2 separate regions of the Homo sapiens genome follow, and region 2 is linked to region 1. Evidence: chromatin loops called from intact Hi-C (ENCODE). Cell type or tissue: CD4-positive, alpha-beta T cell. All regions are shown on one strand. Links, peaks and the distances in the headings refer to the core of each region. The heading gives the core; the rest is flanking DNA. Region 1 overlaps RTL9 (retrotransposon Gag like 9). Region 2 overlaps TMEM164 (transmembrane protein 164).

What was found. A loop is a pair of places that touch in the nucleus more often than their neighbours do. Peaks named below come from ENCODE experiments on the same cell type or tissue, not always from the same donor. Only the 100,000 strongest peaks of a DNase experiment are listed, where the experiment ranks them.
Region 2: it touches region 1 in a loop (7-fold over the local background); 44 of 110 quality-filtered maps call a loop at or near these places.

Annotation. Positions count from the first base shown.
Region 1 is chrX:110,404,715-110,421,102 of GRCh38, forward strand. All of the region lies in intron 1 of RTL9 (retrotransposon Gag like 9), which reads left to right. It also overlaps a transcript of AMMECR1 not described here. Among named protein-coding and RNA genes, the nearest start is that of RTL9, 54 kb to the left of the region's middle. RefSeq lists enhancers at 3,314-3,363, 13,614-14,114. In CD4-positive, alpha-beta T cell, for the core only: a CTCF peak has its summit at 8,603 (motif pointing left); a DNase peak (open chromatin) is centred at 8,617.
Region 2 is chrX:110,136,813-110,153,200 of GRCh38, forward strand. It overlaps TMEM164 (transmembrane protein 164), which reads left to right. Exons shown (of 7, transcript NM_032227.4): 5 at 7,986-8,064. Among named protein-coding and RNA genes, the nearest start is that of MIR3978, 63 kb to the left of the region's middle. In CD4-positive, alpha-beta T cell, for the core only: CTCF peaks have their summits at 9,190 and 9,918 (motif pointing left); DNase peaks (open chromatin) are centred at 9,179 and 9,929.

The DNA.
Region 1 (16,388 bases), core at 5,474-13,473:
GACCACTTCCCATTAAATTCAGGGAGTGAACCTGACTCTGTCAGGGTTGCTGAAAATCACCGGATTAAGTTAAACTCACTAATTAAGCCTGTTAGACTTCCTGTAACTCACGATTTTTCTTGGCATAAGTAAAAACATTTCACTCAGAGGCAAAATGTGTTATATTAATAACCAGGAAACAAGAAAATACACATAGTAGCATTTTCGGAAGCAAATTCTGTCATCCGCATTCTGTTGAAACGGCCATTGTCATTTCTCCTAATAGCCTAAAGTGTTTACTTTTGGGGTGGAAACTATACATACTGTGATGGAGATTCAGAGATACGCTTTTGTCAGTTAAATTCGAAAAATATATTCAGGTGTGCTTGTTGTGTCCCCCCCCCCCCCAAGCATGAGTCAGAGCCTTTCATGGGGTTTTGTGTAAATGTATTTTCTAAGAGGTGCTGTTGGGATTTTGCATACAGGTCATTCTTTTTAAAAAGGTCACGTTGCAATTTTTCTATCCTTTCTTGTGTTGTTATCCCTCAGGGAAGAAGATGTAGAATGCCAAATTGCAAAGGGAGCTTGTAAAGAGGGGAACATTAAAATTGGATAACCAAGAGCTCCCAGAGAGGGCCTCAATGGCTGAAAGGAGCCCCTTCTGAGCAAATGGGTAGCAGCGTAAAAGCCAAATTAACCTGGGAGGAGAAGGTATGGAACTTTTGGAGAAACACTTTGTTTACCTCACCATCTTACCATATCCAGCTGGCTGTTTCTCCAAGAATGTTAGTGCTCCAGAAGGGAGGGAAACCTGTCCCCACTGCTAATAGAAGAGGCTGAAATTTTCTTTCAGAGTTTCCAGATGTCCTTGGCAAATGCTAGCAATAGTCATTCTCTCTCTTTTAATAATTATAATAAGCTGCTTTTTAAGGGAACATTAACTGTGTGGTAGGCTCTATGCTAAGTGTTTTATATAAGGTATCTCTATTAATCTTCACTATGATCCTTCCAAAAAGGTATTGCTATTACCCTCAATTTCCATAGGAGGAAACGGGCCCAAAGAAGTTAGACAACCTGGGCAAGGTCACCCAGCTAGTAAGTGGAGGAGCCAGAACTTAAACGCAGATCCACCTGACACCAACACCTGGTTCTGAACCATGGTGTGCAAGTCCTTGTAAAGTCAAACAGTCTCTTTAATAAGCTTGACTATATTTTCTCTTTTACCAAATCACAGAACATCTGGTCTGCTTAATTTTATGAGACTGTAATTACAGCAATGAAAAGGATGTTAGCCTACTCTGAAAACCCTAGCTGAAGGGCTTTCTATTGCTTTGTTTAGAGATTTGTTCTTTTCTCTCCACCTCCACCCCCGACTCCCCAAATTGGATAGTAAGTTCTTCAAGGAAGGTTCTGGAAAGTGGTTTTTTTTTTTTCTTCAAGTTCTGTGTTACATGTGCAGAACTTGCAGTTTGGTTACTTAGGTATACAAGTGCCATGGTGGTTTGCTGCACCCATCTACCCGTCACCTACATTAGGTATTTCTCCTAATGCTATCCCTCCCCTAGCCCCCCACGCCCCACAGGCCCCGGTGTGTGATGTTCCCCTCTCTGCTTCCATGTGTTCTCATTGTTCAACTCCCACTTATGAGTGAGGACATGCGGTGTTTGGTTTTCTGATCTTGCGATAGTTTGCTGAGAATGATGGTTTCCAGCTTCATCCATGTCCCTGCAAAGGACGTGAACTCATTCTTTTTTATGGCTGCATAATATTCCATGGTGTATGTGTGCCACATTTTCTTTATCCAGTCTATCATTGATGGACATTTGGGTTGGTTCCAAGTCTTTGCTATTGTGAATAGTGCCGCAATAAACATAGGTGGGCATGTGTCTTTATAGCAGCATGATTTGTAATCCTTTGTGTATATGCCCAGTAATGGGATCGCTGGGTCAAATGGTATTTCTAGTTCTAGATCCTTGAAGAATCTCCAGTGTCTTCCACGATATTTGAACTAATTTACACACCCACCAACAGTGTAAAAGCATTCCTCTTTTTGGTTCTGGAAAGTCTTATGCTCCTCTGCTTTCTATAGTTCTCATAGTGCCTGGCATGTAGTGTGTGCTCCATAAATATTGACTGATTGATGAATGTGTGGATGTTTCATGCAATAGTTTTTGGGTTGTTCAACACCATTTCTTAATGCTAAGCAAACAGGTTAGAACCTTCAAGATGTCTGTTGTCTTAATCTAGTTGCTTGCACTGAGGTAACTTTTTAATATCATCTCTGCACAGGAGCTGAATGCCTTCTTTGGCACCTGGATGATTGATTGTGTTTTCTCCTTTTCCTCGGAAAGCTCTGGTATTGCGCAAACGCTGCTTTAGGTGATTAACAATGCCGCCAACTTCACCAGTCACCTTTGCAGACAATTCTTGAATTTTATAGGAAAGTGGGAACCTGTTTAAGTATAGTTTCTAGTTAATTCTGCTTCCCCATCCTGGTTTGCTCAATGCTACATAAAAGATTTTCTTTGTGGAATGAGACAGAATAGAAAAAATAAAAATACATTCTCAATGGCTGGGTGAAGAGAGTCCTTGAGATTTTACCAGCTTGGTATTTCTCACTGTTGGAACTTCAACCCAGGATGCAGATTCATCCTAGTGAGCCTCACAGGAAACTCTGCCTTGGTCTAGAAGATACAGTGCAAATATATAGGATAGGACAGGTAAGGTCAGCAGAAGCCACTTTTCAGCACATACCATGTGATTGCTAGAATAATACAAATAACAACCATTTACTAGCAGATTACTATGTGGCAGGTACTGTGCTAAGCATTTTCCAGACATTCATTATTGTTGCCATTTTTCCAGGTGAGCAAACTGCAGCTCAGAGAGTCTAAGTGAATTTCTTTGTCTTTAAGCAGTATGAGATAGACCCTGGACTTGAACTCAGGTCCATCTGATTCCAGAGTACATAGTCCTTTTGCTACAGTGCTTTGCAGGGAGCTGTGCTGGCTTCTCAAATGGTTTGGGGCTATCTGTGTGAGGCTGACAAGAAAACTATTTAAAGGCTGGTAGAAGAGGGCCCTAACAGAAGGTCTGACTCTCATTTTCTTTCTATTTGCAGAAGATAATTCTTTCCTGTTTCAATATCAGAAGGGGATCTAGCTGAAGGCAAAAGGCCACAGGGTTCTGGTGAGGCACAAGTTCAAACCTTGCTGTAGTTGGACCTGTTCTACTGACTATCAACGGCCTGGGTCTGTGGGTGATCATAGTGTCAGGGGGCTGGAGATTGGAAGTTCAGAGTGGAAGAGCTGGCATATGCCGCAAAATGCACCCTGTTGGGATGGAGCAGGAAACTCAACTGCAGCTGAGTTTAGTGGGGCACCCAAAGAGAGTGGCAACAACAGGTATCAATTTAGAGAAGCACTTGGCTTTGGTGAAAGCAGAAGTCCTGCCCAGCCTAGCTGAACTGAGCAGGAGCAGGTGAGGCTTAGGAGTCCTGCCAGGTGCTAGTAGCAAGGATGGGACTCTAGTCCTTGGAGGCAAGGGTGAAGGAGTTGGGAGCCTGGGAAGAACCAGACAAAATCCCAGTTCCACAGAAACTGAATGACTAGACTGGTGGCTCTCAACTGAGACAATACTGCCCCCTAGGGGACTTTTGGAAAATGCAAGAGGGTATTCAGAGGACTGGAAATGGGGATGCTAGATGTTCTCCAACGCCCACGACAGACTTGCAAAATGAAAAATAGTCTAGCATCCCGAATAATTTTTGAATGTTCTGCTGGACTTCCATGGAGCTGAAAACTGCTTTTCTAATTATCTAAACTTTTACTATAAATGTTTTATACCTAAGCATAAAGGGTTTTGCTTCCCCTGCCCCGACCCCACAGTTTTAATCAACTATTCTGTAAAGATATGGAAGATTACATGGTTACAGAGGATCACACAGACTCATTCACCATTTCAGGAAATCATGTCAACAATTGTGATGTTGCTTTTGGAATTAATCAATATAACATATCAGTTTGTGTCCATAACTGTTGCATTCATGGGGATTCTATATAAAGGCACAAGCTTCTGACTACTTCATTTAATCATTCAATGTAGTCCTGTGTGAGCATTTACAGAGTTAAATACATAGTGTTTTATTATGTATTGCTTTATTTTCTCTTTATGTGGCAGGACATATAGCTATCTTTTTGAACTTATGCGTGTAGGTAGGTTATAGTACCTAGAAATTTAATTTCAGGATAGTAAAGGGGTGAAGCAAAAGCAGATTTATTATAAAAGAGAGGATGTTAAGTCTGATAAGGTTGAACACCACTGTGCTAGCCTGATGGCTTCGTGAGGGCCAGGACCATGTGTTTTGCTTCCGTTTGGCCTAATTAACTGAGGTGCTTATAAATAATGAATAATGAATGTGGATGCAAGCACACAGCTGGAGTCAGGCATGTAGGTCAGCATAGTCGGGGTATATAAAACTGGCAGGAGATGGGGACTTTTTTTTTTGAGACGGGGACTTTTGATCACCAAAAGAAGGCAGGATCCCAGTTATCAGAAGAGAAACCATAGTTCAGAGTTTGCCTCAAAGCTAGAGCGTCCTAATGTCAAGGCCCAGGGCTTCCTACAGTCCTCTTATCTTGAGACATGCTGGAGCCAAGGGACTGACGTCAGATGGTCCCAGTGGTGAAGAGAGTTGTGTTTACATTCTCACTTGCTGGTATCAATCGTAGGGGCCCAAAGACCTCACTACCTAAAAAGAGGGCTGTTTTCCAGCTTAGCTGTACCTCTTTGCATTGTTTTGTCTGGCCAAGACAGAGAGGATACCAGGGAAAATGAGGCTCGAGTATTGTACGTATAATCTGTCAATGCCCTCCATGCCCCCATTAGGATCTCAGGCTGTCTTGGCCTTCAGGCAGATCCAGCTCCCCCATTTTTCTGTTGTTGCTGCTGCTGTTTTTTTTTTTTCACTCCCCTGATCCCATCAATAATACGTGTACTCCTTCCTTCTGGGTCCTGTCCTCAAAGGTAACTGCTAAATATCTGACAAAGGAATGGCTAAAGCCTTCAGGGCTCCTGATAAGAGAATGGGCTCCCACTTAGCAAGAAGGGCAGGGGGCAGCACCTCACTTAGAGATATGGTACATAAGTACAGAGGGAGGTATTGAACCACCTGTTGTCAGGAGCAGAAGGGACCCTGAGGTCATCTGGTTCACTAGATCCCAAACCTGGCTGTACAATGGAATTACCAGGAATGCTGTTGAAATACAGATGCAGTGTGGCTCCTAATCCTCAGAGTCTGATTCAGTAAGTCCGAGATGAGGACTTGAATTATCTGCATATTATTAACAGTATCACTGGTGATTTTGATGAGGAACCCAGTTAGGGAAACCACTCAGACTGACTTTCTCGTTTTATGGGTAGCCAGCTGAGTCACCGACAGGGATGATGACTCGCCTCGGGTCACAGAGCAAGTCATGGCAGAGTTGGAAATGGAACTCAGGGTTTTTCCTCCCCTGTATTGGTGGTGGGACGATCTGACATTATTAGTGTGGGAAGAAGGACCTTAAATTTCACTGTACAAGCTGCTGCTCACTCTGCCTAGAGGTAGAGGACAGAGGGCATCTTAAAGGTTGTTTTTCGTTATAATAAGCAGTACATTTACTTCAGAGTTTGGAAGTGAATCAACAAAATACCCATCAAGATTAGTAGGACAAGAGGAACTCGCCAATATCTTTGACGATGTCTATCCATAGAAAGCCAAGTGAAATAATGGAGGTAATTATCCACCTATTTTCTTTGAACACTTTGACCGAAAATCTCCTGGTAACTGAGGGAAAATAGGAGCTTTTAAAAATTGTTGTCTCAAGTAGCCTGAATGACTTCAACTCCCACTTTACTTTTCTTTTTCTGTGGAGATGCTCTCCCAGATGCTTGTCTCCTGGGGGTAGCAGCTTTCCACAGACAAAATGTCCACAGCTTTGGGAAGCATGGAGGGAGAAGGGAAACATTAAGTGAAATGGGATGTCAGGTCAAGCTGCGTTGGTGGTGATGTAGTCACCTGTCGTTTCAAGATAACCTTTTGGATCCTAGATATGTCGTAGCTGGGGCCTTGGGACAAGTCCCAGCAGCCTCCAAGCCACAAGCTTATCATTTTGGCGCAATTCAAGGCAGCCTCCTTGAAAAGCTCCACGATGGCAGCTGCTCCATCAGCAACTGGATGAAAACAATGCCAAATCTCTTTATTTAAAATTAGGCACTTCCTATTTTGGTTCCTAAATGGCAAATCTATCTGCTCTCTGCCTCCAGTCTTCTGTGTCCAAAGCTGCCTTAATGTGAGGTATTTCAGCAGCGATCAGCAAGTGTCTTCCTATTTATAAGCAGCAGAGCTGCCATGGGTCACTGCACTTGTATCTCTGAGCAAGAGAAGTCAGGGGGCCTATTGGAAAGGAAAAATACTGTGGCCTCCGACAGTGAACCTTGGCGTGGGTCAGGGAAGACTGTTCAAGTGCACCAGAGAATGGAGCTGTGATGAGTTCAGTTTTGTATCACTGGCATGGAAGTCAGTAGCCTCAAGATCTGGGAAGAGTTTGGTCACCACTAATTTGCTACATGACCCTGGGCAAGAGTCGTCCCTTCTCTGGGCTTCAGCCTCACCATTTCTGGGGAAAAGGATGCACCATTTAATACATGGTGCCATTTACTGTGACAACCGGCCTGCCACCAAAATATAAAGCTGAATCTTTATCTCACTCCTTATTCCAAAATATAATCCAATTAGGTCAGATTTAGATGTTAAAAAGAGAAACCATTAAAAGATTAGAAGAAGGCATAAGAGAATATTGAGGTAGGGAGTCTTTGCAAAGCAACGAGAAACTGTAGAATCTATGAAGAAAAAGAATGATAGATTTGACTATGCAAAAATTTAACAACCTGAGTATGGTGAAAGATATCTCATGCAAAGTGGAAAGGCAACATATAAACCAGGATAAAGTCACAACATAGAAGGAAGACAATGGTTTATTATTCAGAATACTCCACCAGCTCCAGTGTAAGAAGTGCATTATTTTCTTTACAGCACTTACCATGATTTACAATGACATGATTTAGCTACTTGTTTTTCTATTATTTCCTCTGCTTACATGTTAGCTTCATGAAAGCTCAGGTTTTGCTTACTCACTATTATATTTCTAGTGCTAGACTGGTGCCTGGCATACAGTAGGTACTCAATAAATACTTGTTGAAGGAAGGAATAAACGAGCTTCTGTAGACCAATGAGAAGATAATGAACAATTCACTAGAAAAATGCTCAAAGAATAATGAACAGGCAATTCACAGAGGAAAGGCAAAGGGCCTATGCCCTATTAAAAGGAACACCAATCAGTAATAATTAAGAAATGCAAATTAAAACAATATTGAGATGATTCAGATGTCAGCTTTTACCTCTCAAATTGGCAAAAATTTAAAAGGTCACTAAAACCCAGGGTTTGTGAGAATCTGGTGAAACAGCACACTCATTCACTCTTGATGCACATCTGGAGGGCAACTGGAAATGTTATTTGAGTCAGCAATTCCTGTCTTAGGAGTTTACCTTTGCAAAATGCTCCATGTATAAGGATGTTCATTTAAACATTATTTGTAAATAGGAGCAAATTGAAAAAACTAAATGACCTCGGTGAAGGACTGGTTAAATCATTTATAATACATCCCAATAATGACATACTAAGCATTACTATGCTAATGATTAAGAGTTTGAGCCTTGGTTAGACTGCCTAGGTTTGACTTCCTCCTCTAGCTTTTATGAGCTGTGTGACTTCGACCAAGTTTCTAACCTCTCTGTGCCGTTTCTCATCTGTAAAATGGGAAAAGTAACAATTCATGAAGTTGTGAAGAGTAAATGAGATAATTCATATGAAATATTCAGATAGGACCTGGCACAGAGCATTTAATAATTGCTACACATTACTATTCCAACTACTAGTATAATGATGACAATGACGATGTAGCCACAAATAAAGACAAGCTAGATCTTTAAATACTGATGTGCAATGATATCTCCAATATAGTATTGTGATAAAAGCAAGTTGCAGAAGAGTAAGTATAGTAGGATCTGATTTTTGTTAAGGGTATTATATGTTACACATACAGGAAAAGACTGGAAGGATAGACAGACTGTCAACACTGGGGAGTAGAATAGGAGAGGTAGATTTTCCCTTGAGCAATAATTAGAGTTGTTTGAAACTAGCATGTGCTACTTTTATAATAAACAAAAGATGTAAAGGGAAAAAAAAGCTCCGTTTGGAATTCCGAGGACAGTTAATCCCACCAGGCTTCACATCCCCCAGTTCTTGGCCACAGCCCAAACGTTAAGCCTCCCTGCTCGTCATCTGTCCTCTCCCATACCATCCTCATACTGCTCAGTGCTCCCATCCCTGCCACCCCGACTCATCCACCTCCCCACTACCGCCCTCTCTCACTCTTCTCAGTACCCTCTGGAAGCCCCCACCTTGCAGTAAACAATTCCCCCTACACCCTGGATAAATTTTACAGAGCACTATTGTCTACCTCCGGGCCTGGAAGTGCTGAAACCTGAGTCTCCACGGCGGATCTCACGGCTTTGCCACCAGCGCCCTCTAGTGGACACTGTCCACACTCCCACACTACAGGCACCCTAGGGCTGGGAGGTGGGGTCTGTGCTCTAGCTTCCCCTGTTTGCTTCCAGGCTGTTAGTCCTCCGTCCTCAGCCAAGAACTCCTCCTTCTCATGCCATCTGGCTACTTCTCTCCTCGTTGACGCTTCTTTATAACCATCCCCTCCTGGTCAACCCCCCCCCACCCCCACATTCAACGAAGAGTTCGACATCTGGCTCATTGTCTTCTTCTCCACCCCAAGTCCTGACATCATTCTGGGTGAGTTGGACATCCGTGATCCATGTACAGGACACACTCTCATCCTAGCCTTACCATGCTTCATCATCAGTCAGAACCCCCTACCATCTACACCTTGCTGGCTGGCCTCAACGCTCTTCTTTTTACCTCAGGAGGCTCTCCAGTTTTTTGAGCCCCCTCCATCCATTTCTTCCATCCCATCAGCCCCTTTCACCTTACTACCTTCCCTCTCCATCCTGGAACATGATGATGATGATGATAAGAATAACAACTAATATGTATGTGCCAGGCATATACTACCCATCTTATGACATCATTTCAGTAATCTCATGTTATCCTCACAATAACTTTATGAGGAAGATACTATTGTGGTTTTCCTTTTAATGAGGTGACTGAGGCTCAGAGAGGTTGAGTGACTTACCCAAAGTCCCACAGCAGAGATGAGATTTGAAGTCAGGTCTGTTTGCTTTCAGAATCTTGCGTATATCCCCAATTCCCTTGCCCTGTGTCTTTCTGCTGCATCCATGAGGCAAAATCCTAAGTCTGGATAAATTTAACTGACAGTTTCCTCCTCTGTGCTTATGCCCAGATGGAGGAACATTGCTGGAGAAAATCCCATCACTTTGTTGGTTAGTCCCACCAGAAAGTCATAGTTTCCAACCTCAGCGGGGCCCTCAACTCAGCTAAACAATCCTTCTAAGTAACTGTCCTGACAATAGCACTTGCAAACTTTCTCCACTGCCCTCTGGAGTCAGACTGTCTGGGTTAGAGTCTGCTTTGGCCACTTCCATGCTCCATACCATGCCAGCCTTTAAGAAAGGGTGAAGTGGAGGAAAAAGGATGAGGGGAAAGGGGAAGTGATATGTATCGAGTGTCTTCTAGGTACCAGCCACTGTGCCAGGTGCTTTGCATGCAGTGTTTCATTTAATCCTGCCAGCAGCCCTGCAAGGGCAATACTCTTGTTATTTTTGCTTTACAGAGGAGGAAGCTGAGGCACAGACAGGTTAAGTCACTCACTAACGTGACACAATTTGTATGTGGAGAAGCCATCTCATTCGTTTAGACCTTCCTTATCTTGATGAATTATTGTGACAAGCTGATAAATGGGTCCCCTGTTACCTATCTCATGCCCTACAATCTACCTTCCATTCTGTTGCTGGGACAATCTTTCTAAAATGCACATCTGACAGTGCTACTACTCTGCTTAAAGTCCTTCCAGAGCTTCCCCTCAGTCTTCAGAATGAAACAGAAACCTTTGATCTTAATGATTTGGCCCTGTCCTTCCTTTCTCACTGCATCCACTACCACTTGCCCATGCAGTCACACAGTACTATTTTTGGCCACCTGATGACACCTTGCTTTCTTCTGAAGAAAGAAGAAAGCATATATATATATATTCTCTGCCTCCCCATCCTCCACACCCTTTCCTGCCCACTTTAAATGCTCCTCTTCTGTGCTTTCACAGCATTCATGTTTATCCCAGTGTGTTATAATTTCCTGCTGTCTTCTCTGTTTCCCCCATTAAACTGGAAGCATCTTGAGAACTGGGATTGTGCCTTAGTCATCTCTGTACTCCCCAGGGCCGTAGCACCAGAGCCATGGTTAAATCTATGTTTGTTGAATGACTGAATTAATGAATGAATAGAGTGAATGAGAGAAGAAAAAGCTCTCACTTGGAAAGTTTAGTGACATGAGCTGTATGGTATCTGATTCTTGGCTGAAGCTGCTGCAGTTTTTCCCTATGACTACAGTGCTATAAAAATATGTCTGCACATGGATAAAGACTGGAAGAGAACTTTCCACACAAAACTAAGAGTTGTGTTAGAGTGGTGAGTGATGGATGCTTTTTTCCCCATTTTCAAAATGTTCTTTAGTGCTGCTTTTGGATTGTTTTGGCAATGTAGCAGACATTGTAGAAATGGAATTTGGGGCTCCCATGGAGGAATCGACAACCAATATGTATTGATGCCCAGTGTACTCTGCTGGGTTCTGGGTGCTGTGGGGAGATGGGTGGGTAAAGGCGACTCATTCTGACTCAGGTTTGCATGGTCAGGAATCTTGCCAATTACGTTGGATTTGCTGGAATAAAAAGATAACTTTCAAGAATTTTCCAAGCTCCTGGGTTGAGGTATTTCTTTTCTCCCAAAGCTGGGCCGCAAACAAAGATGGCTTTTGTTTGCAGTAAAATACTCATTCCTTCAATTTTGTCCTGCAAAGTGACTTCTATAGCTTTGGGAGTCAGGTTTGCTGAGTGGGGAAACTGATTGTCCATGCTTCATTGATTTAGAAATGACCAAAAATGTTTGCCTTTTCTGGCTCTTGAATAAAATGTTTAGGAATTTCATTGGCAAAATGATGAAATTGTTCCCTTTACTGCTGCAAGACTTCCAAAACTATATATCGTGGGTTAACTTAACCCAGAAGAGGCAAAAAAAAAAAAAAAATGGGAAGCAGACTCAGATGATTAACACTCTGCCTTAATTGGGTGCTTACTCACTCTGCCGTGGCAAGGCACTGTGTTCTGGACTTTGGAGATATCTCATTTAAAACTCTCAACAGCCTGTGGGTAAGGGACTGTTATTGTTCTCATGGTAGAGATGGTCAAACTGAGTTTCATAGAGGCTCAGCTCTGAAATCATGAGACCAGGATTTGAAGCCGAGTTCAGCTGGTTCCATGGGCACACACTAACCATTTGGCAACAGTGCCTCTAGACTAGTCTGGCTACAAAGGGACAGAGGTATGTATTTATTTTGATTTAACGAACCGTTGTTTAATGTTTACCATGTCCCGGGCACATGGTAACTGCTTTAAAAATGTTAGATTATTTACTTCTCATAGACAACCCTGTGAGGAGGTACTATTATTAATATCATATGACAGGTGGGAAAATGGAGGCACAGGGGTGTTGAATCACTTGCCCGGGGTCACTCAGGCTAGCATGTGACAGAGCTAGAGTTACAATCCAAGTGGCCATGTTCAGGTGTGTGGCCCATTACCTTGACTCTGTGCTGGTTAGCATGCTACCCCCTGTGCCCTGTCTGCATAGCTCTGGCTCAGAAACACTGAAGACATGGGCCTCTTTTTGTAGTTTTGTAACAGATTTGTACTTTTTAAAGTATTTTCCACCATTAAAGCCATACGCTCTGCTTCTAAGCGTCCTGTGGGGTTGGTGGGAAGGGTGAAAACATACTCCTGTCCTTCTATAGCAAGACTAGCTTAGAGGCAAGGTGGCCCAGTGGTTAGAGCATGCCCATGGTGCCAGTGAACTCAGCTTCAAATCCTGGCCTTATGATTTCAGAGCTGAACCTCTCTGAATGTCTGTATCACTATCTTTGCTAAAGGAAGAGGAAGCTTTCTCCCGATATCTTCATTTACTTCCAATTTTCGGTTTTTGGGGGAGAGCTGGGTTTCCTCCACAGCTAGGCGCTGGGTGGCGAAGGGCTTTTGGACTGTCACTACTTTTCATTCGACAGAGACTTCAGGATAGCCCCCTTCAAAGGCAGTCTGTTTGGGGTCATCAGGAACAGACAGAGTGCTCTTCCCTACCGCACTCATCCCACCTAGTGCCATCTATCCTTACCCACTCTGAATCCCTCCTCTCGGCAGGCACTGCCTCATTCCCCAGAGCCAGGCCTAGACAATGGCGGCTGCTCAGCTTGGAGGGAGGGGGAGTGAAGAGGCAGCAGGCCCAACCTGCCAGCTTGAAAGCTTCATTTGACAGGGGAGGAGGCACATCTGGTTTGGGTTTTCAATTCAATTCAACAATGATTTATTGTGGGTCTGCCAGCTGCAGAGGTTCTGGGCTAGGCTAGGCAGCAAGAGATGCAAAGATAAGTAAAATATTGTCTGTGCCCTTAAAGGAGTTTTCTAGGTTGTAGGGGTGTGCAGACGCAAATGAGCATTTTTTTTTTATGCGATAAGCCCTGTGCTTAGCAGTTTACCTTGCCTACATTATTATGTCTTTGCATCTTCCCAGCAGGTTTTGTGATGGAGGTGGGTAAACTATTATCACTTCATTTTATACACATGAGGAAACAGAGCCTCAGAGTGGAAGAGACTGGCCCAAGGTCACATTTTTAAGAATGGACCAAACCAGTTCTGGAACTATTACATTCTTCTGCTCCCCAGAGGTGATGAAGATGATGATGATGACAAAAAACACTTACTGAGCTCTGGAGGCCAAGTCTTGTGCTATGCAGGCTGCAGATATTATTTTACTGGCAACTTCCAACATCCCATTGAGGCTGATGTTGTTATCCCTTTTTCTAGAAGAGAAAACGGAGGTAGCCTTGGGAAGTGATGGAGTTGGAATTTGAAACCAGGTCATTCCAGTCCACCAGCCTGTACCATAAAAGAGGTAGACACAGGGTGCCATGTTCAGGGGCAAGAGCAATGAATTGTGCCTGCAAAAGCTTCATGCCAGAGATGGCATTTACATTTGGCCTTGAAGGGTGAGATGGGGTTATGATTGGTAGAGTTGGGAGAGAGGGCATCCCAGTCAGAAGGGATATTCTGAGCAAAGAACCCAAAGAGATGACTTGTGGAGCATTTTGATTGAGAGGCTGTAGGTTCATCCGGCATGCAGGCCGGGGACTCTGGGTGTAGAGGAACAATGTGAAGGAAACCAGAGATACGCCTGATGGTCTAACACATTTTTGTCAAGTTGAGGTTCTTATTTTTTTAATTAAGAGCAGGTACTCTGCCCCAAAGGCTTTTCAAATGATACTATCTTGCAACCCATGAGCAAACACACTCGAGTCTCTCACTGTGTAAATTCTACTGTGCTGAGAGCTGCGGTGAATACAAAAGAAAACAACTCAATTCCTCAAGTGTGTGCCGATGGCCCCCGTGTGGTTGAGGAGGCAAGATACACACAATCAGGAAAAGCAGCAGCTAGCATAGGCAGTTAGTGATCAGGGCCAAATGAGTTTTTCCAGCCGTCAGATTTCAAGGAACATGAACGAGAGGAAGGCCGGCAAGCTTAAGGCCGGGTGGGGCAATCAGTGTAGCTAGCATTAAGGGCTCTGGCCAGGCCTCCCTTCCCCAAACTGCCACGGTCTCCAACCATGTCTTGACCTCCCAGAGTTTGTTAGGGAAGATGGGACCTTATGGGATCAGAGACAGCGCATGGGAGCTGGGAAACGGAGCCGAATACCTGATATTCCTGATCCTCCAATTTTCTACACTTATTCTCATTTCCTGGCAGCTCCTCCAGCTGCTGAATTGTATGTGTATGTGTGAGCCGTATTTTAAATTAAGCAGTGAGTTCTTTCAGCTCATCATAAACATGCTAAAAAGCTTCAGCCGCGGCCTGAGCCCACCCCCGCCCTTTACACACACAGGCAGCAGCTGGGGCCACTCGACCCCACACTCTAATGTGCATTGCCTATGACTCACCAACAAAAACGACTGTATGTTTCAGTCTCCCTGGGTAGCTGATTCCTAGTTGTGGTGGGAAATCTCAGTCCGATTTGGAAGGCAAAGGGCCTCAGCCCCGCCCTACTGACTGTGAATTCTACAACATATGGAGCGCCTACCTTGTGCAAGGCATTGTGGGTAAGTCCATTCATCTCTCTGGGCTTTCCATTTCCTCAGCTTCAAAATGCATGTACTAATCCTGCCGGCTTTACCTCCCTCCTAGGGCTCTGTGTCTCAGCCACACTGGTCTTTCAATTTCTGCAACATTCTCGGTCTTTTCTCGCCCCAGGGCCTTTGTTCGTGCTCCTGCCTGGACTGCCCTTCCTCTTGCTTTTGGCATGGAAGGCTCCTTCCTAACCTTTCAGTCTCAGCTTAACGTTACCTCCTGAGAAGAGCCTTCTCTGACCACCCACAGTTAGATGCCTCCTGTTCCTCTCTTACATTTCTTTTATTAGCAATGCTTCCTTAACCCCATTTACTGCTCTGGGTAATTATGTCTATTTATATTTGTCTATTTATGGTATGTCTCTCCCACTGGAATGTAAGCTCCAAGAGGACAGGGACCTTGTCTGTGTCACTCAGCAATGTGTCCCTCTCCTCTAGAGTGGTGCTTGGCACATAGTAGGCTGACATAAGCAAAACCATCTGGAAAATATTTTCTTCCTGAGGTTCTTGCCAGACATATGGTTGCTGAGGGAAAAATTATGGCAGAACTGTGTCATTCCATAGGAAAAAAAATCAGGCTAAAAGGGAAGAGTTTGTTGAAAACAGTTCTGTTTTAGAAACCAGTCCTTGGAGTCTCATCGCCAGACACAGTCTTATGAAATTAAACAAAAGAAATAAAAAGCATAAAAAGCTAAGTTTTTATTGGGTATTTACTATGTGCCAGGAACTGTTCTAAGTGTTCTACACAGATTATCTCATTTAATCCTCATCATAACCCAATGACGTCAACTCTATTATTAGCTCCATTTAACAGATGAAGGAATTGAGGCTCTGGGATGTTAAGAAAAGTGCCCAAGGTCACACAGCTAGCAAGAGACAGAACCAAAAGTTGAACTCAAGGCAGTCTGAGTCCAAGTCCACAAACTAAATCATCTATGCCACCTGCAGCCCCCACCTCATGTTACCCTACACCTCCCACGCCACCCCCAGGCACGATTCTACTACAGCACTGGCCACATTGCAGAACAGGGGTTTGTTTACTTGTCTGTCCTTCCTACTAGACGAGGAGCTTCTCAAGTGCAGAGACTGGATCTTATTCATTTTTGCTTCCCCTGTGCCTGGAAGAGAGCTTGTTCTGGAATAGCTAACCAAGGAATATTCGTTGAATGAGCAAATGAGTGAGGGAGTAAGTGAATCCATATTCCTTAATATTTTCAGGCTTCAGGCTTATGGGCTCATGTGTATTTCCCTGGTCAAGCATAGCACTGGGCACAAGGGTATTCTGGTGCAAGAGGTGCCTCTCACCACAGGGTACAAGAAGGACTAGCTCTGGCTGGGTAAACCAAAGCAGTGTTCCACAGAGCAAGGGGCTTGATCCAGAAGGTTTCATTTTGTCATCGGTCTAAAAAGTAGCTGGACCTGTTTAGGACTTAAACAAACTTTCAGTGTTCCAATCCCATCTCAAATCCTTTGCAGAATGAGGCAGGGTGTGGGGAGGTGGTGGTGGGGCAGTTATAAATAAACAAATACCCACAAACCGGCTGGTTTTTTAAACAGAATTTGCTTCAGTCAGTGCTGCACCACATTTTCCCAACTGGCCTCCGTCGTGAGAACAAGTGGGAACTTTCATACTGAATGGCTTTATTTTTATTCTGACCAGATGAATGGCAGGAGTTTTGGCTCGGGAGGCAGGTTTCCGATCCTCAGCACACAGTTTGCTGCCCTACTGTGCCCCGTCCATCACACACAGCGCCCTGCACAACATACCCAGTCATTGCATCTACTGCCTCAGCCCTTGAAAATAATTGGGTCATTGTTTTATTACACCAGCGAGAGAGCTGCAAGCCTGTTAGGATTATGTCATTGATATTTGCGTGAAAAGGCAATCATGATATGCTGGTCATTTAACACAGCTGGGAATGCAACTGTGTTGTCATTGT
Region 2 (16,388 bases), core at 5,190-13,189, 270 kb before region 1:
CTCCAGCATCTCCCTGTCCACTGGCTCCTTCCTTCAGTCTATACAGAATCTCTCCTGTTCTTAACAGTTATTTCTCAATATTGATACCACCCTTTAGTTATAGTTTTCATCTCTCTCCAGGCATTTACTCTTCTCAAAAGATTACTGAGGACCAGGGGTCCACCAAATGGGGTGCAAGAGATGTTCCATTGGGTGTGTGAAGAAAATGTTAGATTTCTATTCTAATAAAATTTCATCCTTTTAAATTTCCATGTTTGTGTGTCCTGATGTACATTTAGGTGTGCATATTTTATAATTTACAGTTATACATGTATATCATTTGCCTTACTTTCGATTCTTATCATCCTCTCTAGCCCCCTTCAGATCCACACCCACCTACATTCTCACCGATTTATGAGCTTCTCTCCCAGGCAGTCACACTGGCATCACAAATTCAGCATGGCCCCAGCTTCTTTTCTTGTACCTCACCTCCTCCAATCTGCACCCTAGACTGTAGGTCCCAACATAGGGAGAAGCCCCAACATCCCACCATCCATCTAAGCCATAGCCTGTGAGTCATCTTCAACTTCTTATCTTCTCTTACTTCTGCACAATACCCTGTCCAGTCAATTAATTAGTCCTGGCAATTCAACTTCCTTACCTTCTCTCAAATCTGCCCATCCTCTCTTCTCTCGCTGTGTCTGCCTTTGTTTAGGCATTGCTATCGCCAGCCCCTAACTGGTCCCTCTGCCTCAAGTAGCAAACCCTGCACACAACCACCAAAAGGAGCTCTGCAAAACTACATACCATGCATGCCTCTCACTCACTTAGAAAATTCAAACCAAAGCCAATACATGATCTACAGGGCCTCCCATGATCTTTTCCTGCACTGATATTCTTGCCTTATCTGTTAGCCTCCTCAACTAGACTATGAACTGTTGTAGGGCAGGGGTCCCTACCCTGCAAGATGTCTTCATTATTGCCACATAGCAAGAGGCAAGCACATTACCTGTCACCTAGGCGTGCCTTAATAGGTGTTTTTGGTCAACAGTATGAAAGTGAGAATAGGACTGTTTTGGGTAAGAACAGGAGAGTGGAGTTGACCTTCCTTTGAGAAATAAAGAAGTTTCCAGTGAGAAACTCTGGCCTATAGATAGGCCAAATGAATGGACTGATGTGGGGAGCTAAAGTTACCCTGGTAGTCATCTGATAAACATACTAATGTGTGACTTAGGACTGTGGGACAGGCCCAGGTGATACCATCTCTTCTTGCTAAGGCAGAATGATGAAATGAAACCCCAGCTTTTGACCTAGAAAGATGTGGCATTAAGTCTTACTGCCTGGGATGGAAATTCTGGCTTTCCTGGTTACTGGCTGGATTGATGTTGAAAAGGGGGATAGTGATTATAACAGCCAGCATTTAATGAGTACTTACTATATGCCAGCACTGGGCCAAGGATTCTACAGGTATTATTTCACCACAACTGGATGAAGTAGATACTGTTATTCCCATTTATGAATAAGTCAACTGAGGCTCAGCAAAATTAAATGATTTGCCCAAAGTTGTATAGAGAATAAATGATGGAGACAGAATTTCAATCTCAGCAGCCTGACTCCAGGCTGGAGATACCGATTGGGAGTCATCAGTATACAGATGGTATCTAGAGCCAGGAACCTGGATAAGATTACCTAGTGAGTGGGAGTAGCTATAGAAGAGGAACATGGAATTGGTTCTTGGCCCCTGTAGTATTTAGAGATGAGGGACATAGGGGAAATTCAGCAAAGGAGATTGAGAAGGAACGCCATTGAGGTAGAGAAAGAACAGAGGGTGATGTGCGAGAATCCCAGCACAGAAAGTCTATTCAGGATGAGGGAATGATCAACTGCATCAAATACTGTTGATGGACCAAGTAAGATGAGACCTGAAAATAGACCAGGACTAGTATTTCTAGTTGTGCAGGTTGTTAATTGCATAATGGAGTGAGTGGTATCTAGAATCTCTCTGACACCCTGGCATGGGGTTGAGCCTTGGCAGAAGAAGGAGAGCCTATTTCACATAAAGACGCCATGTGGGCTAACTTCCATCCTTGTGTTGCCTACTGGAATTAGAAACATGGAGGTCATTGGTAACCTCAACAAAAGCAATTTGAGTGAAATGGTAGGAATGAAAATGTGATTGAATTGGATGGAAGAATACTTCAGAGGAAAGGCAGTGATGGCGATGAGTAGAGACATCTCTGGAGGAGTTTTGCTGTAAAGTATAAAGGAAAGCAGAGAAATAGAGGTGGAAGCTCCATTACTACCACAAATGGAAGTGAGGTCAAGAGCTTTTGTTTCTTTAGATGAAAGGTATTTTAGCATGTTTGTTTTCTGATAGCAATGATCCAGTGAGAAAAACAGACAATTGCTGGTATGACATTCTTGAGTAGGTGAGAAAGGATAGGATCTAGTACAGGAGTGATGGTACTAGCCTTAGCCAGCAGCACAGGTGCTTCCTGCATAGTAGCAGAGGAAAAAGCAGCTGTGGGGATGGGTGCAGGGAGGAGGGAGGTATGGAGGTGGGAGCTTATGCATGTTATCTTCTAATGGCTCTCCATGCCCCCTCACCTCACTGAAATAGGAAACCATTTCCTCAGCTGAGAGCGAGGATGGGGAAGGTCTGAGGAAAGCAGGAGAAGTTGTGAAATAGTGGCCTGGGAGAGAGGAGAGTAAATGGTCTTGGGAATATAGTGAGATTGTAGAGCAGCATGAAAGTCTGGCACTAAGTTTGTTGTCATGAATGTAAAGGGTTAATAGCATGGCTTTATATTTTTCTCCAGACATGTTTGCTTGCATGGGTTTAGGGATGTGAAGTCAGACAGTTGGATTTAGCCAGGAATGTGGTATTGCAAGGTAAGTAGGACAAAAAGAGAGAGTGTGTCAGGAGAGTTGGGAATGTACTGAAGGAAGTGATGGGCCTTGAACTCAATGCTGGTGAGCATAGAAGTGAGGACATGAGGTTGGTGAGGGGGCAGTAAAAAGGTGGTAGGATCAAGACTGTAGGTCCTGGTGAAGTGGGAAAATTGTGAGAGTAGGGATATTAGAGGGAGTGAATTGGCCAGACACAAGGTGGTGGCTGGATAGTAGGGTGCATGACAGAGGTTATGGAGAGATCACAGCCATTAACAGTAACTGGTGTGACCATGTGAAAAAGGTGTGAGGTAAAATGGAGAGGAGACCTTGAGGAGCATGGAGGGCAAGGCATTGAGAGGCCAGGGTGTTGCTAAATATTGATACCGCAGAGATTTTGACAAAGGAATGTTGGAAAGGCATCACAGGGAGGGGAAAGGCAAAACCTTCAAGGACTGAAGAAGGGAGGGTATACATGGAGGGGGCCGTAAATCCGTAAATGACTGCAACAGAAAGGAGTAGTGGGTGCCATAGTCTCAGGACATGAGATTCAAATCAGCAGAGTGGTTAGCAAGGAGGCAGAGAGAATGGTCTGGAAGAGACAGCAATTTAGAAACATCTGTGAGGCACAGAGAGGCACTCCCTTGGCCCAGTTGTGTAAGGTTATATGAGAAGAAAAACCCCCACTACTTGAGAGAGCTGTCAGGATAGCAGTGTCTTCAGAGAGGAAGAACTAAGTTTTTCTTAAAGAAAAAAGGTGAAGGGACTGCTCAGGTGACTGATGTAAACAGGGAAGTAGGGGCGTGGTGGGATCAGTGGTCTCCATGGCAGAGGACAGTGGTGTAGCTGTCAGGGTTGTAGAGTGGGAGGAAGGAGGTTGAGATTCTTTCCACGAACAGAGTCCACGCACCTACTGTTTCAGACAGTCTAAACTCTAGAGCCCTAGAGAACTTTACCACTCTGGTCTTTTGATTCTAAAAAGGATGTTGACTTGTGAGAAGGTAGTTAATGACCTGTGTTGCTTAAAGCATTTTTATTACTTTTGACTTTAAATTGCATTGATGCAGGACTTTTTGTCTATAACCTCAGGATTCCTCCAGCTGAAAAAGAACCAGGCTATGTATATTAGAGTGGAATTCCAGGTATGAGTTCTCTAGTGTGTAGAAATGAATTAACCAAGTGGAACTCTTTCTAGGGAAGTATGGCATTTCACAGATATTACTTGTAAAATGGGGAAAAGAGGGTCAGGGGAGGCTCGCTGAGAAAGTTCCCAGAACTCAGCCCAGACTCGGTGCTCAGTAAAGAACTGTCTTAGCTGGGCATCATGGTGCATGCCTATAGTCCCAGCTACTTGGGAGGTTAAGGCAGGAGGATTGCTTGAGCCCAGGAGCTCAGGGCTGTAGCATGCCATGATTGTGCATGAGAATAGCCACTGTACTGCAGCCTGGGTGACATAATGAGACCCTATTTCTTTAAAAACAAAAACAAAAACTTTTTCCTCCATTATTGATTGCCCTTTCCCCCTGTCCCTGTGCCTATTGCTGTTTCTTTGGATGTTATTTAATTTCTCTGTGCCTTAGTTTCCTGTATGTCAGATGCGCATGATCATAGTCCCTACTTCATAGGAAAGTTGTAATAATTAAATGAGATAACACTATGTGTATTAGTCCGTTTTCATGCTGCTGATAAAGACATACACAAGACTGGGTAACTTATAAAGAAAAAGAGGTTTAATGGACTCACAGTTCCATGTAGCTGGGGAGGCCTCACAATCATGGCAGAAGGTGAAAAGCACGTCTTACATGGTGGCAGGCAAGAGAGAATGAGAGCCAAGTGAAAGGGGAAACCCCTTATAAAACCATCAGATCTCATGAGACTTATTCACTACCACCAGAACAGTATGGAGGAAAATGCCCCCATGATTCAGTTATCTCCCACTGGGTCCCTCCCACAGCACGTGGGAATTATGGGAGGTACAATTCAAGATAAGATTTGGGTGGGGTCACAGCCAAAACATATCAACGTATAGAAATATTTAACACAGTACATGGTACATAATATAAGTACTTAAATATGATTTGCTATTAAATGACAAGTGGTAAGTTCTTGGCTCCCATTCAACTCTCTTATTCTTGCCATTATGTTTCTTCTTACTTCACCCCCTTTCTCTTACATCTTCTTCCCTTTCTCTCCTTCTTTTTCCACACTTCCTCCTTAACCTATTTCCTCTTTCCCTCCCCTGGCTTTGGTTGCAGTGGCATATGCACCTAGTTCAGTACTCTTTGTGGCCCCCTGAAGTAGAGAAGTCTTAGAGTAGGGGTGAGGCAGCCATCAGAGGAAGGAAACTGCTGGTGGGGACAGTCTCTTGGCCATTCCATCTGAAGTCTGTAGTGTAGCCATGGTGGCTGCAGAGATGCAAAGGGCCAGTGACAAGAGGCTCAGGAGCTGGGAGGCCTATGTTGCAGGGCAAGTTTGGCTACTGTGTGATGTGTGGCTGGGGCACCAGACAGTAGGCAGAGCATGCTATGAAGATGAGGATCATTTGAACAGGAAGGGACTGGGCTAAATCACCATGTGGAGGGACGAGTGAGGACATGTGCATGTCCTGCCCCTGGTCCTGTTGCTGATACCACTATGACTACTCCCATTCATAAGGGTGGCTCCTCCCCACGGGGCATCTCCTGTCAGTCGGCCTTCTGTGGGAGGGAGCGAGTGAGCAAAGGATAGCTGAGTGTGCTGGCTAAGACTATAAATTCTAGAGCCAAACTGCTTGGATTTGAATCCTGGCTCTGTCACCGAATGAGAATGTATCCTTGAGTAAGTTATCTAACTTTTCTGTGCCTCAGTGTCCCATCTCTAAAATGGATATAATTGGAACAATACAGTTCTTATGAGGATTTGTTTAAATTAACAGTTTACAAAGTGATTTTCATAGTTCATGGCATAAAAGAAGTACGATGTGAGTTTTTGTTATATTTTAAAAATTTTAAAAATCATACAACAATCTTAGAAGACTTACTTTCATTTTACCGATGCCAAAACGGAGGTGGAGAGGTTAAGGGCCTTGGCCAAGGCCACAGAGCTACCGAGCAGCAGAGTCAAATCTAGAACACAGCTTTGACATACTCCAAAGTCCTAGCTTGTAACTGCAATGCTTAACTGCCTCCCTGGACATTCAGGTGGAGACTTTGCTTTCTAGGAGAGCTGGGAGGCAGGGTGAGGCAGGTGGGCAATGTGAGTCAAGGTGGGTGGTCAGCAGTTGGAGTCTGAGAGGTTGGGAGAAGTACTGCTTGAGGACACACCTGGGACTAGTGGCTGCATGCCCTTGGCCCGGCTCCTTGGTTGGGGAGAGCAGCCTGGCTTCCCAGGCCCATTTCAGGGACAGGTCAAGTCCCTTAGGTGCATGAAGGTGCTGATTTCAGCCAGAGAGCTAAGCCTTCTTGGGACTTTTTCCTTCCTTCCCTATTTTCCAGGTGACCTCAGTGAAGTTAATAACCCTTTTGCACCTCAGTTTCCTCATCTGTCAATTGAGGATAATACTTTACCTGTCTGCTTCCTGGGTATTTTGAGACATTGAGTAGATTGTGGATGTGAAATCATTTGAAAAGCATAAAGCAGTACCTAAATTTAAGATACTAGAGTGATCTCAGACCACATTACTGTGAGGGTCCAGTGTAGATCTCTCAGGCCTCTCCATAGCTACCTTGTGCTGATAATGCCCAGTGTCCAATTTCATGACCTTTTCCAGCTGGGGTCTACAGTGATACTTGGACTCTTACCTCCTTTTCTCAGTTTTTACATTTCCCTTGGTGAGTGTAAAGTAATAGTTGAGCAGCATGTGGGTCCCTGGGAAATTATTTTCCGTGTGGATTTTTATTTTTAAGAGCCAGAGCCAACGTCTGTGTCCAGCCTCCACAGTTGTCCCAGCTCCCATTCTGGGAGCTCTGCCATCTTCTTGGTTTCAGCCCTTGGCATAAGACAGACCTGGGCTCCTGTGGCTGGGGAGCCTGTAACTGCCTCCTCTCATTAGCAGACAGTCTTGGTTATGTGCTTGCCCTGTGGGGAACAGGGAGGCAGCTGACCCTTTCCCCTGGGTGCCTTTGTCTGTCCTGGCATACTTTGGGGTGTGTGTGTGTGTGTGTGTGTGTGTGTGTACACGTGTGTGTGTATGTTAGAGATTCTGTAAGCCCAAGAGGCTAGGCCTCTTGTCAGCTGCCAAAGTTCTTTTTTCCCCAGAATTGAGTTAGCCACCCAACTGTTTCCATTCTCTGCCCGCTGCGAAGCTCTACAGCAGGGCTGCTGTGGCAGGTCAAAACATGCTCTGCTTTGAGAATACAGAGATTCCATTTTGAGAGAGATGGGAAACAGGAGCGAGTGAGTGGGTGTGTTGGATGTAGGGAAAGTGAGGACATTCTTTTTGGTAAGCTGTGCCAAAATTGGCCCAGAAGCTTGGTCTAAACTCAAAAGTAGGGCTAATGCTGGGCTGACACCCAAATATCCAATGGGGAAAGTTTATTCTTGGATCTAGACCCTATGAGACCTAGCAATCATTTTTTTTTCTCATCTGGAATATGGGGATAATTCTACTCCATATATTCTTCATGTCAAATGAGAAATAAACTTGTAAATAGTCTACCGTCTAGTCTCCAGGAGCAGGAAGTGACATAAGGTTGTGATTCTTAAAGTATTTTGCAGAATACAAACTGTTACTAAAAAAAGAATCACTTGCTAAATAAGTTTGGGGAACACTGGATAAACAATGGCATGTTTTTTGTCTGTAGGGGCCACTCAGGTCCTTCATATTCCAATAATACACATGGGAAACCACCAAGGGGATATATTATATACTACATCTCCTAAATTTTTAACCAAACTTTCTTAGTGGAGCATTTACAAGTACCTTCTCTACAAAAGACATCTAGGAAGATCCTGATCTAGATCAGAAGAATATTCATTTTGTTCTTTTTTTTTTCCTGCAATTGTAAAGAGAAGTGAATTGGTGAAATGCATGGGATTGCTGAAATATGGGTCCTGAACAGCAGGGGAGGTCAACTTTGGACTCTGTTGAAATGAATGCTTCCTGCTCTAAAACACTTCTCTCCCTCCTATCCTCACAGCTCCCCTTTGAATTGGAGATTTACTACATTCAGCATGTTATGCTCTACGTGGTACCCATCTACCTGCTTTGGAAAGGAGGTAAGGCCAGCAAACCACATTCCTATGTAACCCCCACACCTAACCTCTCCCTTCTGTTTTTGGGAGTCACAGCCTCTTGGGTGCTTCCCAGGATCTTCAGCTGCCGCTTGACTGAGTTTCTTCAACATAATTTATGCCGGGCACCAGGAAGTGGGGAGATGGGAATGGACGAGGCCTGCAAGGGGTCTGGGGACTTTTTAGACCCACCCTTCACTGGGTGACTATGGTGCTGCTGACTGTCTGTCACAGGGCCTGGGCTTTGGGTTCTTGATGGTGGCATTGTGTTTGCATGGAGCCCCCCACACTGTCACCTTCTTGTACTTGTGCCTTCCCCCTGCCTCAATGTGCAGTGTGGGATAGAAGGAGAGAGTAAAGCACTCGGTCCCCTCAAGAACAAAAGAAGATATTGTAAGGGGCAAGAAGTCCGGGGACCAGGGCAATTATGGGATTGAGGGGAGAGGCAGGTGAAAGAGTGGTGGTCACCCATGTAAAATAAACCACTGAAAACCTTCATTTGGTGAAGAGGGAGAGACCACCAACCTGGTAGAGGCAGCCTGGAAAGGAAGCTGATCTATTTGTAACCTCTCAGTGACCCTTAGATTATCCCTTCCCTCTATTGTGTAACAGACAAAAGGAAAGGGGTGCCTATCCATCTAGGCTTGTTGTGAGAGCCACTCCTTCTCAGTGTTCTTTACTTTCTGAAAGGCCCTGTGACTGGAAGTCATCCTCTTTTAGTTTTAGCCCCAGCCTCTCTATCTCAGTTGCTGAGACTTTTCTGCTCCTACCTCACTCCAGGCAGCAAGGGTTTCATTTCTACCATACTGAAAGTGGCATGAGGCCACATGGGCCCTTGAGCTCACTGGAAGATAGTCTGGGAGTTCTGCTGGGCACTGCTGCTTCTTGGCTTATGCGTGGATGCTCTAAATCAGGCATTCCGGCAGATCTTAAGATCTGGTGTGAGATAGCCCCAAGGACTGGTCAACCCAGGAACATATTACAGGATGGAGTCTACTTATAGTCCAGAGATTTGCCTCCTATGCCTTGATTTCTATCAGTTCTCCATACTTGCCTAAATATTCTTTGAGACTGCTTTTACCCTGTGCGGCCACTTGGGGTCTCACGATGTCCCAAAACACTTCCTTTTAATTTGCTGTAAAAGCACTATTTTCCTCACGAGGCTTTAAGGAAAGTCTGAAGTTCCAATATCCAGGAGACTTGTGCCATTTCTCAGGTCTGTCCCCTGTGGCACAGGAAACAGCCTCTTAATATTAAGTCTCAGAAATACACACATTCTGAATAGAACCAGGCAGATAGGTGTTCCTGGGCCTCAGAACCCTGCTACTCATCGTTCCTGGCTTCTGAGGTGTGTGATGGAAGTCCTAGCCAAATCTGCATGGCTGTTATTTAAACATATTTGTACTCTAAGGTCACCATAAAAATCTGTCAGGTAGCTGGGTTAGACTGGTCTGACATGGAAAATACCAAGTAGCCATCTTTCCTCCCTCCAAAAGAATAATCCAGGAAGCCACATCCTCAAGACTTGGCTAACTCTAAGATAATTGTATCTCCTTAGAGCAGATCCTCCCGATAGCCCAGTTCCCTAAGTGGCGAGGTGAGAGATAGTAGGGCTGTAATGAGAGACAGTATGCTCTGTTATTGCTAATAACCAATAGATACCCTGGTGCAGTGAGGGTTTAGCTTGCAGCACCAGTGGAGTGATCTCACCAAACTGACTTTTTACTCCAGGACCTCAATGAGAGCATCTACCACCCCGCAGAAGTTGATGGGCCCCAGTACCTTCTATCTGGCCAACTTTGAGCTATTTTGAGGGCTCATCTCCCATCTCCCTTTCCAGCTCTTTACTGCCATCTGCTGTTCACTTGGGGGGAATTATGAGCATTGAGAGAAACATCTGGATTTCTTCACCTTTGATCCCAAGCCTTGGACCTAGGCCTTGCAGAGGGAGAATGGATCTGAAGCAAGCTGTCAGAAGATTAGTTTTCTGTAAACCAAGAAAGCCGAGAGTCTGGGGCTTCTGTTCCCTAGAAGTCGCTTGTAATTTTGTAGAAATAAATGGCTTAGCAATTTTTACCCAGTACAAGACAGCTCTCCTATAGGTATCTCCCATGCCCAGGAACCCTGTTTTCCTGAAAGGCAAGGTCCTGCTTGAGCATATAGTGCCTCTTCCTATGGTTTGGGGTGGGTGGGTAGGTGGCGCCTTGTGGGAAACCCACTCATCCCTTATTGTTGCAGACCTTATGCACTGTCACAGTACATGGGACCTCTCTCATCCACACTGCTCTTTTCTTCCTCTGGCCTGTCCCTTCATTTCCCTGTTTCCTTTCCTTCAAACTTGTTGCCTGTGGCCCTCTGGAACTCTATTTCTTTTTTTTCTGTGTTACAGTATTTTTAAATTTAATTTTTATTAGATACTGACAAATTATGCTTTTATATATGTGTAGGGTACAAGGTGATGCTACGCTATATGTATACAATGCAGAATGATTGAATCAAGCTAATTAACAAACTATATTTCTTACAAACCACTCCCAACCCCACCGGCAGCTCTGCATGGGGCACAGAGCCTTCCTGTCTCTTGCCTACAGCTTCCTCTAATGGAGGCTGCTCTTTCTGCCCTGCCCCATATGCTGCAGAGCCCCCTCTGTCTCTTCTAGAGCACTATCTCATCTGTACGTTAGGGGAAAAAGGCTTTCTCTTTTACTATTCTCTCTCTTTTTTTTTCATCACCACCATCACTTGACCTCTTGGTCCCTTCCCCTATATTCCTAGAAGTCACTGGCCTGTAGCTCTCAATATTTCCATTATAATTTGAGCCAACATCCTGAGAGACTTCTTGTAAGGACCACCCATCCACCCCAGCTTCTCAAGGTTTGGGCTTCTTAATTGCAGTGACCTCAGCATTCCCTTCTTTTCAGCCACCAGGACCTTGTTTTCCCGTAAAGCTCCTCTATGTGAGAACGTAACTCCTGTTATGTTCTTTCTTTGACCCAAATCTCCACTCCTTTCCTCTTCTTCCTATTCAGCTTGTATCTCCATGACCTATCATTGAAACTTTCACTAGCTCCTGAAAGTGTCTCACCTCCCTTGTCCCTTCCAACTGGGATCAGTGTCCCATGCCTTTTCAGTGTGCCCAGTCTTGGCCTACTGGAGGAGCTCTTTCAAGCCATTCTGATTAGGGCCATGAAAATTTCATGATGTCTATTATAATTGTGCTCTCAACACCATTGCTCAATTTATTTTCTGTCTATGGCCAGCTCCTCCACACATTGCCCTCACAAGTCCTGTGCTAAATCTTTACCACCCTCCTCAAATTTCCTGTCTACTCTGTTCAAACCTTCTGTTCTCTCCACCCTCAATAGATCCCCCCTCTCCCCACAAATGACTGAGAAAATTGAGGTTTTGGGATGGAAATTTCCTCAACACTTCTCTCTACCTCTACAAGCTTCTTTACCCACATCCATCCCTATCTTCCTCCTTCTCATCCTGGAAGAAATGGTGTTCATTCTGTTCTGGCCAATAATATCCCTGTGCGATTAGCTCCCACCCCTGCTACCACCTCTGGAGCCTCATTCTATCAATTAATCACTTATGTACCTGGATATTCTTTTTCTTTCTTTTTTTTTCTTTTTTTAGACAGGGTCTCACTGTATCACCCAGGCTGGAGTACAGTGGTGCAATCACGACTCATTGCAGCCTCAACCTCCTGGCTTACATGGTCCTCCCACCTCAGCCTCCTAAGTAGCTGGGACTACAGGCACATACTACCACACCCGGCTCATTTTTTTTTTTTTTTTTTTTTTTTGTATTGTGTAGAGACAGGGTTTTGCCATGTTGCTCAGGCTGGTCTTGAACTCTTGGGCTCAAGTGATCTTCCCACTTCAGCCTCCCAAAGTGTTGGGATTACAGGCATGAGCCACTGTACCTGGCCATTAGCTGAATTTTCAACCCTCTCTTCACTGCTGGCTTTTCAGCCAATACAGATGTTCAAATCTTTCCCATTCTAAGAAACTTTCTCGCAATCCCATACAACTCTGTCTTCCCTCTTCCCTTCACACCTAAGCATCCTAAAAGAATAATCTAAACAACATTTTCTAAAATTTAGTTCTTTGGGCAAGACAATTTTTGTCTTATCCACGTAACCATGTGTGTTATTATGTATGTAATACATGTCCTTAAATCTATTGAGTTTTTTTTTTTTAACTAAAATATATACGCTTTCAAGAGAAGCCCCATAATATCCATGAGATTGTGGCTTTGATTTACTGGTTATCTATTTTAACACAGTTTATATACAAAACTATTAAAAATGAAATGTTTATCTGTTTGCCACCTGAAATCACCTCATACATGGTGCATAACTTTGGGAGACACTGGGGTCTGCCCTTGAGTTTTCTTCTCAATTACCCTTTATTCCTCAGACCATTTACTCTGATATCTAACCCTCTACCAGACTTTTCACAGAAATGGTGCTTCTAAAGATCACCAGCAACGTCTGTCTGACCAAATCTAATGACCATCTCTCAGTCTTTATCCTACGGAATGCTGTTGCATTGGATGGTATTGATCACTCCGTTTTGGATTGCTCTGCTTCGGGGCTTCCAAAGTTCCTCCCTTTCCTGGCTTTCCTACCTCACCAATCATGTCTTCTCAAGTCTCCTTCACAGGTTATTTTTTCTCACTCCTCTGAGATGTTGAGTTCTGTTCTAGGCTCACATCTCATTCTAATTGTCTGGTATGGTTTTGCCTGCTTTCACGGTTTAACTACTAGTCTGTCTAGTTATGGCTGCTACATCACTGTCTACAGCTCAGACTTACGAGAGTCACATTCATATAGTTTACTCAACTTCTCTACCTAAATGTCTCAAGCATATGTCAAACCCAACCTGTCTGTGTCAAACTCATTATCTTCCCTGTCAGCCCTCCTGCTCTTCTTGTGGTTCGTGCCAAGTAGCAGCATCCAATCACCCCAGCTAAAAACTGGGAATCATCCCTGCCTCCTGTATGCAATGCATCCGTTCATCTCACATATATTAACATATGCCTTCTTCCTGCCAGGATCCAGACTGACCACTGGGGTGCCCTGATAAGCAAAAATCAGACACCACCCTGTCCTTCATAACATTTATAAGCTAGTGGGGGTGGAGTGGGGAGATGGATATGAATCAAATATCACATGAATTTATAGTTATGACTGAGATAAGTACTCTGAAAGAAAGGAACATGCTCTTATGAGAACTTAGAACAAAACAAGCTGACTGAGTTTGGGGGTTTGGAGGAGAGTTCCCTGAGGAAATGACATTTAAATAGAAATCCAAAGGGTGAGTTGGAGCTTATTAGGCAAGTACAGGATTAGGGGAGGTGACTTCTTGTAGATGGGCAAAATGGCATGTACAACAGCACTGTGGCAATGGGGAGCACAAGGGGAGTGGATGACACTGGGCCTGAGGGGCAGGCTGGCGTCATATATGAAGGCTTTGTCACCCATGGTCAGGGGTTTGGCCTTGATTGCCAAAGCTATGGGAAGCCTGTGAAAATGTGAAGAAGGGATATAACATCAGCTTGCTTCACCAATTGATTCTTCTCTGATTTAACTTATTTGCACATTTTACACATTTTAATTCAAAAATCTAAAATATAAAAAGCCATACTGTGAAAAATATATTTCCCGTCCCTTCCCTCCATCCATATAGTTCCCTGCTACAACTCCACGAGTAACTACTATTTTTGGTTTTTGTATATCCTCCCAGAGTTTGTTTTTTTGCATATACAAGTAAATTTTAAAAATATTTTCCCCCTTCTTCAGACATTCATCCTAAAATAGCAAATACACAACCATCCTGTTGTTACTGTTTTGCTTAGCAATATTTCTTGGAGAGCTTTCCATGTGAGCCCACAAGAAGCTCCCCCTTTCTTTCTTTTTTTTTTATAGTGGCATAATATTACATTGTGTGGATGATAGAATACAGTATAATAAAAATGGCAGAGCTTTGACATAAGACAACTATATGCCAGATATTGTCACACACTTTTCCCATGCATTAACTCATTTAATCCTATAACAACTCTGTTAGGAAGGTGTTATTATTATCTCCCTTTTATGGAAGAGGAAACTGGTACTCAAATAGCAAGTGACAGTCCCCGGATTTGAAGCCAGTAGTATGGTTCCACGGTTCTTGCTTTTAATCATAACACAAAGTTACAACACTATATCATAATTTATTTTTTTCAGTCTGCTATTGATGGACATTTAGGTTGTTTCAAATCTTTTGATAATGTAAATAACACTGCACTGAAGGAACTGGTACCTTTGCCATTTTGCGTGTGTGCAAGAATATCTATAGGATATATTCCCAGAAGTGGTAATGCTGAATCACAGTATATGCATTTGTATTTTTGTTGGATATTTCCAAATCCATGAAAGTTGTACCAGTTTAAATGTTTACTAGCAATGTATGAGAGTGTCTGTTTCTACACAACCTCACCAAATTGGATTTTTGCCCATCTGATGGGTTAAAAAAAAAAGGTATATCAGTTCGATTTTAATTTTAATTTCACTTTGAGTGAAGCCAAGTGTCTTTTTACATATTTAAAATTGGCATTTGGCTGGGCATGGTGGCTCAAGCCTGTAATCCCAGCACTTTGGGAGACCGAGGTGGGTGGATCACCTGAGGTCATGAGTTCGAGACCAGCCTGGCCAACATGGCGAAACCCCCTCTCTACTAAAAATACAAAAATTAGCCAAGTGTGGTGGTGCGCATGCCCGTATTCCCAGGTACTCGGGAAGCTGAGGCATGAGAATCGCTTGAACCCAGGAGGTGGAGGTTGCAGTGAGCCGAGATTGTGCCACTGCACTCCAGCCTGTGCAACAGAGTGAGACTCAGTCTCAACAAAATAAAATAAAATAAAATTGGCATTTGATTTCCTCTTCCTTGAACTACATGCTCCTATCACATGCTCATTGTTCAATTGTGTTGGCCTTTTTACAAAATTTGAATCCTAAGAGCTTGTTACATATAAATATTAACAGTTTACCCTTTATGATATGAGCTACAGATATTGTCCTCAGTTGTGTTTTCTTTTGACTTTGCTAATGTTTTATTCTTGCCATGCAGGATTTTAAAATTTCTTTTTCTTCTTCTTTTTTTTTTCTTTTCTTTTCTTTTTTTTTTTTTTGTCTGAGACGTAGTCTCACTCTGTTGCCAGGCTGGAGTGCAGTGGCGTGATCTCAGCTCACTGCAGCCTCCGCCTCCCGGGTTCAAGCGATTCTCCTGCCTCAGCCTCCCAAGTAGCTGGGACTATAGGCACGTGCCACCACGCCCGGCTAATTTTTGTATTTTTAGTAGAGACGGGGTTTCACCATGTTGGCCAGGATGGTCTTGATCTCTTGACCTCGTGATCTGCCCACTTCGGCCTCCCAAAGTGCTGGGATTACAGGCATGAGTCACCCTGCCCAGCTGAATTTTTACCTTTCTATGTAATTTATCTTTTATGGCATCTGAATTTAGAGTCATGGTTAGAAAGCCCTTTACTACTCCAAGGTTATAAAAAATATATATCCCATATTTTCTTCTGGTATGTTTATAGTTCCTTTTATTATTATTTTTTACATTTAAGTCTTTTATTCACTTGGAATATATCCTGATATACAGTGCAAGATAAAGATCCAACTTTATTTCCAGCTGGCTTCCCATTTGTCCCCACACTGTTTATTAAATAGTCCAACATGATCCAATCTGCTTGTGGAGAAGATCATATTGGCTGCTGTGTGGAGAAATCACTGGGTCCTCCTGCTCTTACCTCCTAAATATCTCTCAGACTCATCCTCTCCTTACCATCTCTAGGACCAGTACCTTGGGCCAAGCCTTGCACATCTCTTCCCTCAATGATGATAATTGGCTCTGTGTGATCTCTCTCCAGCCAGCCTCCTTTGCTCCCCCTAAGCCCATTCCTGGAGCTACTTCTATAGCTCAAATAGGATCATAGCTCTTTGTCATTTGGAAGCTTTCAGTGGCCCCCCATCTTCCCCAGTGCACAAGACCGTATGACCTGATACCCAACCCCTTCTCCAACCTCATGTCTTTACACTCCCTTCTTTATACTGTACACTGTGGTGATACCCAAATCCTTGGGGTTCCCTGAGTATTTTATCCAATTTTCATGCCTCTGTGCCTTTGAAAATGCTGTGATTTCTGCCAGGAATGCTCTTCTCCAGCTGTGGGCCTAGAAACATTCATTTGTCAAAACTCATGTCAGTAGTTACTTTCTCCAAGAAGCCCTCTGTAACTATTCTACCCCAGCTCCCG